Linked DNA regions of Homo sapiens: region 2 is linked to region 1. The links are chromatin contacts, found by Hi-C or POLR2A ChIA-PET in ENCODE. All regions are on one chromosome and are shown on one strand. Each heading gives the region's core, a stretch centred on a gene start or an enhancer-like site at or near the end of the contact. The rest is flanking DNA. Distances are from core to core; before and after follow the strand shown.

Evidence for each region. Hi-C counts contacts between places; a loop is a spot of excess contacts on that map. ChIA-PET counts read pairs that join two places held with the same protein, here RNA polymerase II (POLR2A). Pooled maps may share reads with other maps.
Region 2: a pooled map shows a loop between it and region 1 (2.2-fold over the local background). The contact joins the promoter of MUC13 here to the enhancer-like site in region 1. A Hi-C loop is called at or near these places in 4 of 37 single-sample maps with no recorded cell type and 3 of 50 pooled maps. POLR2A ChIA-PET finds 5 or more read pairs at or near these places in 2 of 52 experiments (Panc1 and activated naive CD4-positive, alpha-beta T cell).

Annotation. Positions count from the first base shown.
Region 1 is chr3:124,833,980-124,838,449 of GRCh38, reverse strand. All of the region lies in intron 5 of ITGB5 (integrin subunit beta 5), which reads left to right. Among named protein-coding and RNA genes, the nearest start is that of ITGB5, 51 kb to the left of the region's middle. RefSeq lists a silencer at 2,714-3,008 and enhancers at 2,971-3,180, 3,421-3,510, 3,875-4,374. Within about 2 kb of position 2,974, at least 29 of the 41 ENCODE cell types and tissues checked have a DNase peak (open chromatin) inside an H3K27ac peak, as active enhancers do; they include Panc1, where a contact is called at or near this core.
Region 2 is chr3:124,933,058-124,937,467 of GRCh38, reverse strand. MUC13 (mucin 13, cell surface associated) reads left to right here and starts at 2,717. Exons shown (of 12, transcript NM_033049.4): 1 at 2,717-2,807. The coding sequence starts at 2,756.

The DNA of each region.
Region 1 (4,470 bases), core at 1,725-4,224:
AATTAAGATTGGCATGGGAAGCAGGTTATAAAACAATATGGACAGTATACTTCTGTTTTGCAAACAAAAGAAAGAAAAAATGTGGAAAAGATTGGAAATGGAACAAAATGGTAACAGTGGTTGTCTCAGGTGACAAGATTATATTTTTCTGATAGGTGATAGGCTTATTTTCTTCTTTGGCTTTTTGTTTAATATTTACCTAAATTTCCACAGTGAATAAGTATGATTTCTTTTTTTTTTTTTTTATTCTGGAACAGTTTCAGAATAAAGAATAGTGAAATGAAACCCCATGTACTCATTGTTCGTCTTTAATGATTACTAACTCATGACCAGTCTTGTTGCATTTGTATTCCCAACCACACCCATATTTGAAGCAGATCTTGGCTATCATTTGTAAGTCCTAAGTATCCCTTACTTTGTTTACTGAATGCTGTGTCTCCTCCTGATCTGGCCAGATTAAAGGCCCTTCCACTGAATCCTGCAAACAGTGGAACAGAGGGAGAAGGCCTGGAATCTTGTGCAGTTGGCTCTGTGCGTCATAGGGGCTGGAGTTGGCCAGGCAATTCCCCGGCAGCGCTGCACGCTCTACTTCCCCTGACCCTGTGCCCTGGAGATGGAGCTGATAACAGGCCTATCTCCCAGCGCCACAGGGAGCTCTTTGTCCTGGTTTTATTCTCACTCTGGTTTTATTCTCATTCTTGTTTCCCTGAATGGACTGTTAGTTATCAACTTGTGGGATTTAGGGGTATGGAATATTCACATGTCTGACTTTAAATCCACCTCTGTGGCCTGCTCTTGAAAGATGTTCTTTGCAAAAAGAAGGAAACTACCTGTTTCTATTTAGGATTCATTCCATTTATGATAAGGACCCTGTTTCTATGAATGGAGGTTTTGAGTTGCTTTATTTATCCCCTGCAGGTCACATTGCTGTGAGAGGCCATCTAACAGCATCCACAGCTAAGGGATGCTTCTGTCGTCAAGGCGGGCATTTTTTCTAATGCACTGTTCCTGGCTGGGTTGGAGTTGGAGAATGCCACTGCCTGTAATTTCTTATCTTTACCCAGAGCCTATGATTGAACCTGTTTATACTTTTTTATGGTCAGAATAATGGTTTCTCTGCCAGGACCTTCTAGAAGTTGACTCTAAGTTGTTTGTTCTGAAATTGTGCAGGCGGAAGTGTGATGTGTGGTTCAGACTGGAAATATGGCTGCTTTCCTCTTCTCTCAAAACAGGGCACGCCCTTGGCCTAGGGAGGACAGAGGGTGAGCAGTTGCCTGGAAGCTCTGGGTCCCAAGTTGTCAGTTATCACTTTGCTCTTCTTCATGGCTCTCAGGTTAAAGAAGTTACTTGTACATTTGAGCTTGGCTGGGTACATGCTGGCTGCACAGTATTCTATGTGCTGCTTTTTTTCGTCAGCCAGAAAATAAATCAGTGCAACCCAATGCGTTTCCCTGTTTGTCTCCACTGCTAGAGCCCTGGCACTTATCCTTTGTATTCTTTAGACAGAGTTTCTGTTTTAATCCTGATTCTTTTAATTTTGCCTGTGTTCAATTTTTAAAGCATTTATTTCCTCTCAAAAATAGTTGGATGAGTAAGTCTTAAAGCAAACAAGGTAAATTTATGTATTGAATAAAATTTTTTTGGCAGGAATTGAGACCTTTATTCTTCCCTGGCCAGAATATCTTATCTAAAATGAAGACCACAGCCTCAGAGGAGCCGTGATTCTTGTTGGAGGATCCTTACCAGAATCCTACAGTATATTGGTAGGACTCTGATAAGGGTTGTTCCCATTTTACAGGGGTGGAAACTGAGTATCACAGGGACTAATTGCATTTAGTAAGGAGTAGAACCAGAATGTGAACCAGTTCTGTTGATTTGAAATTCTGTGCCCTTTTTATTACTCAGTGACTGTGTGCTCTGGGAAGTAACAATAATGCACTATTGAGTAAGGGGCACTGCATTTATTTATTTAAAACAATTTTTTTTTCTTTTTCTTTTTTTTTTGAAAGGAGATCTCATTCTATCGCCCAGGCTGGAGTGCTGTGGTGTTATCATGGCTCACTGCAACCTTGCCCAGCTAATTTTTTTGTATTTTTAGTAAAGACATGGTTTGTCCATGTTGGCCAGGCTGGTCTTGAACTTCTGGGCTCAAGTGATCTGCCCACCTCAGCCTCCCAAAATGCTGGGATTATAGGTGTGAGCCACTGCACACAGCCTGTTGAATTTTTTTTTTTTTAATAATACATTCCAAACCTAGGAAGGCACTGAATTTAGAGTCATGTTTTCCTTACTCAAGCTCTGCCTCTTCTGTTATCGGCTGCCTCCATGGAAGCCAGTTGACTTCTCCAGGCCTCAGAGAGCACATCTGGGAGATGCAGGGAGGCATGGGACTGGAGGGAGGTGCTCCAGGTTGCCTTCCATCTGTGCCAGCCAGTGCCACTTCTCGCAGAGGACTTGGTCACAGCCCTGTCTCCTTTGCTCAAGGCCTTTGATTTTGCTTTTTTGTCTCTTCTGGCTCAGGCTTAAGCCTCAGACCCAGTAGAGGCTGCTGCAGACACCTGTAAAATGTGGAAAATTCCCCAGTCCCAGAGTCAGGCACAACTTTGTCAGGGTTTCCTCTTGCTCCCTCCCAGCTCCCAGTTCCTGCAGAATTGACTCGCTTTCTTTTGACTTATTGCCTGATTTCTTTTAGACCTCAGACTTGTGTCACTTTTCCAAGCATGAGTTGAGAAATACAGGAAATTGCCTTTCTTTCCTCAAGGAAGGCATCCCCCCACTCCTCAAACCTCTGCACCACCTGAAGAGAGGGACCCGCCACATGTTCTGCTTCCCAGCTGTCTGCGTTGTCTGTCTCAGCATGTGTGAGCTGCTTCTGCTAGCAGATCGCACCACAGGTTTCCGGGGCTTGATCCAGCGCCAGGCTGCCTGCTCTTCCTGTGCTGCCGTGTCTTTGGGGAAGCACCATTAAAGTATTGGATTTCTCTGGGCATTGCGCATGCAGGTGTGCAGACCCTCTGCCCTGTAGGGTTGTTGTCAGACAGGTGTGGCGCAGCTTCCCCTTGGCTTTCTATGTGGCAGACGGCAGTGGTTTCATGTGCACTTCTGAATCCTTCTACTGTTTTGGTCTCTGAGGCGACATCCCAAGTGCAGGACTCCGTGGTTTCCTGGCTCTGCCTTCTGCTGTGAGCTGTGTTGTGGGCTCCGCAGCCCCACCGACAGCTGCTGTTCTGGGTTGAGCGGTGGGAACTGGCTGAGTCATAACTCAGTATCGTGAACAGGGCACGTGGGAGAGTTTGCGTTTCTTTTTGCCCTCTAGTGTAAACAAGTCACGTGCCTGCCTTGCACCTGTGCTTAGGAGGTGTCTACACGTGCTGGTGGCTCCCTTCACTGACCAAGGCAGGGAATAATCATCCTGGGGAAAGGGTAGGAGGCCCCTTTGATGGCTGGGGCTCTGTTTTCATACCAGGTGAGAATGTCAATTTTTTATTTTAAGTCAGAGGCTCCTTCTTGCTTGGAATGTCCACTGAGCAAAGATGAAAGGAGACAGGAATTTGCTCTTGGGCTCCTGTTGCAAGGCTCTCTGCCTGTGGCCTCTACCTGTGGCCTCTGCATTCCAGCCACAGTGACCTGGAGTGCGTTACTCTGACTCAGGCAAGGCCTTTGCATGTGTTGTTTCCTCTGTTTGGATACTCCATTCCTGTATTCCTGGTTTTCTTTGATACTACTTCCCTGTATTCCTGGTTTGCTTGCTTGCTTCCTTCCTTCCTTCTTTCCTCCCTCCCCTCCCTCCCCTTCCTCCTGTCCGTCCTTCCCTCCCTCCCTCCCTCCCCATCCTTCCCTTCTCTCTCTCTCTTTCCTTCCTTCTTTCCTTCCTTCCTTCCTCCCTCCCTCCCCCCGCTCCCTCCCCTCCCTCCCCTTCCTCGCCTCCCTCCTTCCTTCCCTCCTCTCCCTCCCTCCCTTCCCATCCTTCCCTTCTTTCTCTCTCTCTTTCCTTCCTTCCTTCCTTCTTTCTTTCTTTGTTTCCTTCTTTCTTTCTTTCTTTCAGTAGATTTTATTTTTTATAGCAGTTTTAGGTTCATAGCAAAAATGAATAGAAAATAAAGAATTCCCACAACTTCCCTCTGACCACTGCGCACACAACCTCCCCCACCATCAGCATTCCACATCAGTGTGGTATATTTGTTACAATCAGTGACCCAGTCAGTGTTGACACATCATTATCAACCAGAGTCCATAGTTCACATTAGGGTTCACTCTTGGTTTGTACAGTTCTGTGGGTTTTAACAAATGTACGACAACAGGTAGCCACCATTAAATATCACACAGAGTAGCTTCCCTGCCCCGGAAGTCCCTGTGCTCCACTTGTCCATTCCTGCTTCCTCCCCCGGAATCTGTTTTCCTTTTAATGTCTAACCTGTGCCTGTTTGTGTTTCAGATTTCAGCTTCACTGTCTGTTTGTCAGAGAAGCCC
Region 2 (4,410 bases), core at 1,468-3,967, 99 kb before region 1:
AATACATATGTAAAGAACTTTTACCATTAAAAACCAAGAAGAAAACCAATTCAACGATACAATGTGCAAATTATTTGAACAGGTACTTTACAAAAGAAGAGACACGAGTGACTAATATGCACATAAAATGATGTTCAACATCATTTGTCATCAGGAGATGCAAATTAAAACAAAAGTGAGATGCCACTACATACCCTTTAGGGTAGCTAATATAAAGACGGACAATACCAAGTGTTGGCAAGGATAGGGAACAACTGGAATTCTCATATATTGCTGATGTAAAATGGCATAACAACTTAGGAAAACCATTTGACCATTTATTAAAAAGTTATATAGCTACCATGTGATGCAGCCATTCCATTCTAAATATTTACCCTAAAGAAATGAAAGTGTATGTTCATACAAAAACTTGTACATGAATACTTATAACTTTTTTTTTTTTCTCGAGATGAAGTCCCGCTCTGTTGCCCAGGCTGGAGTGCAGTGACGTGATCTTGGCTCACTGCAAATAATACTTCCGGGGTTCAAGGGATTCTCCTGCCTCAACCTCCTGAGTAGCTGGGGTTACAGGTGCCTGCCACCATGCCTGGCTAATTTTTGTATTTTTAGTACAGATGAGGTTTCGCCACATTGGCCAGGCTGATCTCCAGCTCCTGATCTCAGGTGATCCACCTGCCTCAGCTTCCCAAAGTGCTGGGATTACAGGTATGAACCACCACACCTGGCCTTATTTATAATCTTTTTGTTTGTAATAGTCAAAACTAGAAACAACTCAAATGTCCATCGACAGATGAATTACCAAACACGCCATGGTACATTGATACAGTGGAATAGTGTTCAGATATAAGAAGAAACAAACTATGAATTCACACAGCAAGGATGAGTCTCAAAATGGTTATAAGTGAAAGAAACTGGCTCAAAAAACAAAACAAAACAAAAAACTACATCTGTATGATTCCATTTACATAAAATGCTAGAAAATGCAGACTAATTTATAGAGACAGAAAGCAGATCAATGGTTACCTGGGGTTGGGGTGGAGTATAGGGGATGTAGCACTAAAAAGGGACAAGAGGAAAGTCCCAAAGGGTGTGTTGGGAATGCTCGGTATCTTGGTTGCAACGGTAGCTACACATGTATATACATCAATCAAAATTCGTTGAACTGTACACTGTAAATAGATACAGTTTATTGACATAAATTATAGCTCAATAAAGCTAGTTTAAAAAGAAAAGAAAAACAAGCCTTTGTTTAAATCCTGATGCCAGGAGTTATTCAAGCTGAGAATAATAGCATAACATAATGGGCCTTAGAAGTGTCTTTGCTTTGGAAAAAGTGTTTAAATGGACCTCTCAGCCATGTAAGAACAAACCCCTGTCTTATTCTTGAATGGAGACTCTAGGACAATAAGCAGCTTATCTGCTGGGCGATCATACAAAAATGTTTTGTTTTCATCAAGGTCAGGGTTAAAATTTAAACCCAAAGGCCAGGTATGGTGGCACACGCTTGTAATCACAGCACTTTGGGAGGCTGTGGTTGGGGATTGCTTGAGTCTAAGAGTTTGAGACCAGCCTGGACAACATGACAAAACCCCATCTCTTCTGAAAATACAAAAATCAGCCAAGCATTGTGGTGTATGCCTGTAATCCCAGCTACTTGGGTGACTGAGGCAGGAGGATCACTTGAGCCCTGGAGGCAGAGGTTGCAGTGAGCTGAGATCGTGCCACTGCACTTCAGCCTGGGCGACAGAGTGAGACTCTGTCTCAAAAAAAAAAAAAAAAAAAAAAAAAAACTTAAACTCAAAACTCTAGCCACAACTCACAAGGTATCATTAGTTTATATTCCTCTGGCTGGGGCTAGACACAGTAGAGTTGGGGCCCTGGACTTTAAGGAGGGAAAATTAGATTAAGAAGACCCAAATCCAAGCAGTAAAGCTGGTTCCTGACACATGGTGAGAGGTGAGGGGCTGAGGAACTAGAGAGAGGGTGAGAAAGGGAACTGAGAAGTGGGGCCTGCCCAATGAGTGGCCAGGAGCAGAGAGATCAAATCAGCTGTTCTAAGTTTTCTCTTTTCTGTACTTTATTGCCAACTCCCCAACACACCAGTCACCCACAAGACTTCAGTAAAGTTAGGTTAAATGCCATGATGTGATGTCCATTGTGCTTGGGAACTTTATTGGGGGCTGTATCCAGGTAGAGTCACAGAAGCTTGGAGATGTGATTACAAAGTTGCTAGACATGACCATCAGAGAGGCCCGGAATGGTAGTCCCCAGCATACAGTGACAAAAGTTAAGCAACTAATAATTTTGGGAAACATGTAAGTCCTCTTCAGGGATTCTCAGAACTACAGCTGGAGGAAAGTGGTTTCCTGCACTCATATGTGGGTGAGTAGAGCACAGTTTGTTATTGAATGTTTAATGGAATGGTGACCTCCTAAAAGATGGCGGCTTGGAGACATTTGAGATATCAAGAGATTAACCAAACTCATGTGCCACCAACCTCACAAGGATATTTGGAATGTCCTGACTTATTTTGGGCTTTGAGTCAGAAAAATGATTCGTAAGGCCAGCTCCACCTCTTCTATCTCAAAAGCTCGGAAGAGATCTATGGTATTTGGCCAAATGCTAGCTATAATTGCCTTTCTGTGGTTTGACGTCAATTAATGACTGGACTTTGTACCCGAAAGACAGTTAAAACGAAAGGTAGCCAGGAAGGGAAATCATTTCCTCCTCAGATTACCAAGCAAGAACAGCTAAAATGAAAGCCATCATTCATCTTACTCTTCTTGCTCTCCTTTCTGTAAACACAGGTAAGGAATATTTTTACATTTTAATTCTTCCAATCATGTATGTTGTCTTTGAGGTAGAATCAGCAGGCCTATAGCTACCAATTCTCCCAGCCCAGCACATGGTCTATTTTATAAATGAAGTTTCCTCTCCAGCTCAGCTCAAAGACACAGACATTTTATCCTGTGATGGGGAAGATAGAGCAATAGCAAAAGTGGTCTGTGGGCTGGGCGCGGTGGCTCACGCCTGTAATCTCAGCAATATGGGAGGCCGAGGCAGATGGATCACTTGAGGTCAGGAGTTTGAAACCACCCTGGCCAACATGGTGAAACTCCATCTCTACTAAAAATACAAAAAAATTAGCCAGGTGTGGCGGTGGGCACCTGTAGTCTCAGCTACTCAGGAGGCTGAGGCAGAAAGAATCGCTTGAACTCGGGAAGTGGAGGTTGCAGTGAGCTGAGATGACACGGAGTGACAGAGCGAGACTCCATCTTGTAGGGGTGGGGGGAAGAAGTGGTCTATGGAGTGAGATCTGGGGGCTCAGCAAACCAGAGGTTTCTCTTTGAGAGTTCCTGAGGCCAGATAAGAAGGACTAAGTAGGTTGCAAGGACCCAGTTCTCTACTATAGCGTTCTGGATCCCCTCTCATGATAATCAGAGAGCTGACCACAGCAAAAAGCCTCCTTTCACAAATGTACTTGAATTTGAGAATGCTAAACCATAGGGAGTAATTGTCACGTTGATTAGACTTCAGACATGTACTCTCTGTTCTGAGTTAGGAAGGGTTCTATGGGCCACATGTGGGTGAGGTCAGCAGTATGTTGAGAGGTGAGGGTTGTGGAGGCCAATTGGCTTCCTAAAATTTTGCAGAAAAATCACTGGCATGAAGTAGATGGACTAATAGGAAAAAAGGCATACAACTGTATTTAATGTGTGTACCCAGGAACCTTCAGCATGAACACCCAACTTCCTGATGAGGTATAGAAGCTTATACACCATCTTGAGGTTACAGAAAGAAAGGGGGCTTGGATCTTGGTAAAACAAGTTATGGAAGAAGGGAGAAGAGGAATTCTGTTGAGGGGCAATAAATGATTATTAGGGAGAATAATTGGATCTGGGAACAAAAATGAACTTGTAGATAATTCTCCTTGGAATTTAAAGATCCTTGGAGACAGTCCTTATCTTGATGAAGGGTCAGCTCAGGGGTGGTTTCCTTCTCGGTCTTCTTTCCTGTAGTGGATAATGACATAACAGGGAGGGGAACAGGAGCAATAGTTCTTCTTTGGTGGATCAGTCCTTACAGCGCTTGTTGACCTCTAAGAGTTTTTAATTTAAAATACTCATTATATCATGGAGCTATATTTGGGGGTGAAATATTTTTATTTCCTTCAGGTTCAATGAGTTGAAATCTAGAAGCTGCTTGCAGAAAGGAAGAAAGTATTTGATAAGGCAGATGTATGAAGAGAAATTAAGCCCTTTCAGAGAACTGGAATGAATGGCATCAGGATTAGAGTTTTTTGAGAGCTGGTTTCAAGCTCTTAATGCTGGAAGGTTGGAGAAGGCTAGCTGCACAGGAGGGGAGGGCTCACCAGATCTCTCCTGCCAACCTTGGGGGCAGATGCTAGGT